Linked DNA regions of Homo sapiens: region 1 is linked to region 2. Evidence: chromatin loops called from intact Hi-C (ENCODE). Cell type or tissue: IMR-90. All regions are shown on one strand. Each heading gives the region's core, and the rest is flanking DNA. Links, peaks and the distances in the headings are about the cores only.

Region 1 (2,924 bases), core at 145-2,644, 450 kb after region 2:
CCACCCGGGTAGCTGGGACTATAGGCACATGCCACTGTGCCCAGCTAATTTTTGTATGTTTTGTAGAGACAGAGTTTTGCCATGTTGTCCATGCTGGTCTCGAACTCCTGAGCTCAAGCAATTCACCTGCCTCAGCCTCCTAAAGTGCTGGGATTACAGGTGTGAGCCACCATGCCTGGCCTCACAAACTTAATTATAGAATGTTTAAATTCTGTAATTTGGAGGAGGAGGAGGAGCAAGATGGCTGAATAGAGCCCTCCAGCAATCATCCCCCTGCAGGAACAGCAATTTGAACAACTGTTCATATAAAAATCCACCTTCATAAGAACATAAAATCAGATGAGTGATCTTAGTACCTGGTTTTAACCTACTGATAAGGAAAGAGGCATTGAAGAAGGTAGGAAGGACAGTCTTACATTGCCTACACCACACCTCCCCGAACCCCAGCAGCACAATGTATGGAGATAATCTGTGTGTTTGAAGGAGAAAGAGCAAAGTGAGTGTGAAACTTTGCATTTGAACTCAATGCCACTCTGTCACGGTGGAACACAACACCAAGTAGAATTCTGCCAGTGTCCATGAAGGAAGCATTTAGACTAGCCCTGAGTCAGAGAGAAATTCTCTGTCTCAGTGGGAGAAAGTTTAGTCCTGGCCAGCTTCACCACCAGCCAACTAAAGTGACCTGGTGATATGGTTTGGCTCTGTAGTGTAGAGAACCAAGGATAAACCTAGTCCTTGAAGGATTCACCACCTGCTGACTAAAGTGGCTGTGGGCCTTGAGTAAACATCAGTGGCCGCCAGGCAGTAGTGGCCATGGGCCTTGGGCAAGCACCAAAACTGTGCTGGTCTGGGAGACAATGGGCTTCAGGTACAACCCAGAGCAGTGCCTGCTGGGGTGGCCATAGGAGTGTCCATGTCACCCTTCCAACAGTTCCAGAAGGCCCAGTGCAGAAAGAGAGACTTTTGCTTAAGGAAAAGAGAGGGAAGAGAGTAAGAGACTTTGTCTAGGAACCCAGGGAATTCTCCTTTATCTTCCCCAAGTCCACCAAGATTGTGTATCTAGGAGTCTGCAAAAGCTTCAGTGTTCTTGGGCTTAGGGCACTCCCTAGTGTTGAAATGACTGCAGTAACCATAGGCTTAAGTAGCAATACTCAATACCCTTTGAAATCATGAAAAACCCTCTCAAGAAAGACTGGCATGAACAAGACAAGACTGTGAATACTGGAATAAACACCTAACTTTTCAATGCCCAGACATCAACAAACATCCACAAGCATCAGAAACATCCAAGAAAACATGATCTCATCAGAAAGACTAAATAAGCCACCAGTGATCAACCTTGGGGTGACAGAGATATGTGACCTCAGCCAGGGAATTCAAAATAGCTGTCTTGAGGAAGCATGATGAACTTCAAGATAATACAGAGAAGGAATACAGAATTTTCAATCAGAGAAATTTAACAAAAATTGAAATAATTTAAAATTTAAACCGAAATTCTGAAGCTAAAAAATTTAATTGACAAACTGAAAAATGCATCAGAATATCTCAACAGCAGAACTGATCAAGCAGAAGAAAGTATTAGTGAGCTCAAAGGCAGGTTATATGAAAATATACCACCAGAGAAGAAAAAAAAATGAAGTATGCCAACAATATCTAGAAAATAACCTTAAAAGGGCACATGTAAGAGTTATTAGCCTTAAAGAGGATATAGAGAAAGAGATTGGGATAGAAAATTTATTCCAAGAAATAACAAAGAATTTGCAAACTTATGAGAAAAAATATGAATATCCAGGTACAAGAAGATCAAAGAACACAAAACATATTCAAACCAAATAAAACTACCTCAAGGAGTAAACTAATTAAGTTTTCAAAAGTAAGGATAAAGACAGGATCCCAAAAGCAGCAAGAGGAAAGAAGCAAGTAACATGTAAATGAGCTCCGATATATCTGGCAGCAGACTTCTCAGTGGAAACCTTATGGATCAAGAGGGAATGGATTGACATATTCAAAGCGCTAAAGGAAAACAAGTTTTAAACTAGAATACTGTATCCAGTGAAGTTATCTTTCGAACAGGAATGAAAAATAGACTTTTCTACATAAACAAAAATAGAAGAATTTAATCATCACCAGACCTGTCTTATGAGAAATGCTAAAGGAAGTTCTTCAATCTGAAAGAAAAGGATGCTAATGTGTAATAATAAATCATAAAACTCACTGATAAAATTAAGTACCCAGGTAAATACAGAATACTGTAATACTGTAATTATAGTGGATAAACCACTCATATCTTTAGTATGAATACCAAAAGGCAAATTATCAAAAATAATAACTACAACAATTTGCTAAGAGATAGACAATATAAAAAGACGTAAACAGAGACAATAAAATGTCAAAAAGTGGAGGAGATAAAGTGTAGAGTTCTTCAATTTTCTCTTTGCTTGCTTGTTTTTTCTTTTCTTTTTTGTGAACAAAGTTGTCATTAGTTAAATATAATTGGTTATAAGATGTTATTTGCAAGCCTCATAGCAACCACAAAGAGAACACCTATTTGATACACAAAACATAAAAAGCAAGAAATTAAAACATACTACCAGAGAAAATCACTTATACACAAAGGAAGACAGGAAGAAAGGAACAGAGGACTAATAAAACAACCAGAAAACAAAATGATAGTAGTAAGTCCTTACTTATAATAACATTGAATACAAATTAACTAAATTATCCAATTAAAAGGTGGAGTGGCTGGATGAATTAAAAACCAAAACCCAACTATATGATGCCTACAACAAATTCACTTCACCTATAAAGACACACATAGATGGAAAATGAGGGGATGGAAAAAAAGATATTCCATGTGAATGTAAACCCAAAAAAAGGTCAGGAGTAGCTATACTCATATCAGATAAAATATATTTCAAACAAAA
Region 2 (2,924 bases), core at 297-2,796:
AAAAAAATACAAAAATTATCCAAGTGTGGTCATGCGTGCCTGTTGTCTCAAGCTACTCAGGAGGCTGAGGTGGGAGGATCACTTGAGCCAGAAAGGTCGAGGCTGCAGTGAGCTGTGATCCCACCACTGCACTCCACCCTGTCTAAAAAAAAAAAAAAGAAAAGAAAAAGAAAACAAAAAGTCACTCACTCATGGGCCCAGCTTCAGGACAAATGTTGGGAAGCCACCATTTCAGGCTCTGCGGCCAGACAGTCTGGGTTTGACTTCCAGCTACTGCCACTTAAAAACTGTGTGGCTTTAAATACATTATTTAACCTTTATGTAAATCAGTTTCTCAATGAGGATCATAATAATAGCGTCTTTGTCACAGTTCTCTTTAAGATAAAGGGTAATCAGTCACATAAAAATAGTATAACCATATAAGTTGTCATTCAAACTGGTATGCTTTTGTGAGTGAACAGGGATGTTATTAAAATTATATCAGGACAACAGGTGTGAGCTAGTACTTTCTTGGGAAATACAGGACATAGGGGTTTGCTCTATAATAAAACACCTGGCATGATACCTGGACTTTGCATGATACCTGGACCTTGTTAGAGTTAATGGGCTATTAACATCCTATTAATAAAATACTAATATTGCCTATGGGATTATGGTAAAAAAATTTCTTAGAATATGGCATTCTCTTTCATATTAGCATTTTCTGAATTTGTTAATTTGCAACAGTATTTTTTTTGTTATTTTCTTTCAGTAAGGGGAGAGAGTACTCAAATATATATGTGTAGGAGAGCTTCTTACCACTATTTCACTTGTTTAGCCCCTACTTTAATCCCTAATTAGGCTTAGTTGCTAGAGAAAACTCACTTTGTCCAACAGAAACCTAAGCATGGAGTGTAGTGAGGAGATTCCTTGCTTTTGCTCCAATCTCCACCCTTGTCAGATGATGAAAAAGGGGTGATATGAGGTCGATCCCATGGTAGTAGCAGGACTAAAGTTTAACTTCAGGAAGTTGACAACTATTTTTGTTTAGATTAAAAAAAAATTTAATACTGTGTCAAAAATCCAGCAAAAATAATTGGTAATTCAGAAGTCCCATGAAGTAATCTCTATACTTCTTGCCAGCATAGGGTCTTTTTAAAACATGTTCTCAGGGTCCTGGCTAGCCTAGCATCAGCTGCCCCAAAAATGGGGCTTCCATCATTTTTTGGCAAAATATCATCGAAGTCCAGCAGGCAAGGTTGTTTGACCTGGATCTTTTAATTCAACATAATCCTAATATGAGGACATACCACGTTAAATTTCTGTTAAATACAACTTCTTAACCAGAATTCACTTTGTTTGAGCCTGTCTATCTAGAGGCAGAAATTACACTGGATAGTTGAAATTCTTTTAATATTTATTGCCCTTCTAAGTCTAAATTTAACAAAACCAGCACTCTACAGCCAGAGGACAGGATTTTTAATCTATGTAACATGAAAAGCAACAGCATATGTGAAAGTCATATTTTATTCAGGAGCCGACTAAGTTCCTTTATTCCTGATAATAATATCAACTGGAATAGCATTTGTGTAAGGCCTCTGTGTTTACAAAGTAGGCCAAGATACATATATCACATGAGTACCTTATCCTTCCCATCCCACCAACTTAACATGCAGCAGGCCCAACCTTATCCATGAAGCAGCCTAACGAAAAAGTCCAAGCAGTAGTACCATAGAGCATGTTTTCTGCCCTTCTCCACAGTCTGGGGAAAGCGTGAGACAGCTCCAGAAAAGATGAGTTCATATTCAGCCTGGGAAAGCTGCACAGTGGCCTTTCCTGCTGCTCAGCATGAAATGAGCCATGAGCAGCATGAAATCACTGACCACAGGTGTAGAGATTCACAGTGACATAAATATCTTTGCTGTTGAGCAGTTGGAGGAAAGCTGTGGGAAGATTTGCCATAAGCTCCTCCTGGCCAAATCTGCCTTTATAAAGAAATGGTCATTTAGGTCACACTGTTGCTGAGAAGCTTGGTAAGTCCCATTCCAACTTCCAATTAAAAGACCTACGGAGAATTAGAAAAACATGTAGATGAGTCTATATCTCAGACCATTTGAAGGAGAAAAGCAAAATACCACACAGTGAAAAACTAAAATCTTTTATGTGTGAAAAAAAACCTTCATAAACAAAATTTACAAAGAAAAATAAAGGCAAAATCACAATCTATATAATAGATGTTATTAAAAATACATCTAAGATGTTTTAAAATTCTTTCAAAAATGACAAACTAATATGAAAATATGCAAAGAAAATAGAAAGCAAATACCAAGGGGAGCAAAAACATATGAAAAATGTTCAAATTTACTAATGATGAGAGATGTAAATTAATGTAATTAGTACCATATTTGCCTACAAACTGGAAGACTTTTTAAAAAATTGTGAACACCCAGCCTTAGCTAGTATATGGAGACTCTATCCCTCTTGATTTTAATTTTTTAACCCTTCTTCCATTTTATTAATATTTGGTATCAGAAGAAATTTTGTTTTTCTTTTATTCATTAATTTTGGCATTATTTTTTTTAGTTTCTTATCAATGTAAGCAGGATATAGTTTTTTTTAACAAAATTAAAAGTTACTATCTCTTAACGGAAGAGTGTATTCCAACTACATTTATGGTCATAATTGTCATGATTGGTCGTAAGTTATGCTGCAAATTTTTCAATTTCTATTCTGCTTTTTTATTTTGTTTGTATGTTAAGCAGTTTATGTCTTGTTTACTTTTAATTTCTACTGAAATATAAAAGGCAGAAGTACTGTAGCAATTATTATCACATACAAATATACCCTAAGTACTAATTGTAATAATTACTGAGGCCAGTAACAGAAGAAAAAATACAATTAAACAATAATTTAAAATATTAAATATGATAGCTTTAACAATTTGA

What was found. Peaks named below come from ENCODE experiments on the same cell type or tissue, not always from the same donor. Only the 100,000 strongest peaks of a DNase experiment are listed, where the experiment ranks them.
Region 1: a loop joins it to region 2, with 5 times the contacts of the local background. A loop is called at or near these places in 8 of 110 quality-filtered maps.

Annotation. Positions count from the first base shown.
Region 1 is chr7:93,091,107-93,094,030 of GRCh38, reverse strand. No RefSeq gene overlaps it. Among named protein-coding and RNA genes, the nearest start is that of SAMD9, 25 kb to the left of the region's middle. RefSeq lists an enhancer at 1,072-1,121. In IMR-90, for the core only: a CTCF peak has its summit at 1,103; a DNase peak (open chromatin) is centred at 1,090; H3K27me3 peaks cover 269 bases.
Region 2 is chr7:93,543,811-93,546,734 of GRCh38, reverse strand. The region is part of intron 2 of CALCR (calcitonin receptor); the gene reads left to right. The region is part of intron 1 of LOC105375400 (a long non-coding RNA gene); the gene reads right to left. Among named protein-coding and RNA genes, the nearest start is that of CALCR, 29 kb to the left of the region's middle. In IMR-90, for the core only: no CTCF peak of the experiment used is centred there; no DNase peak of the experiment used is centred there.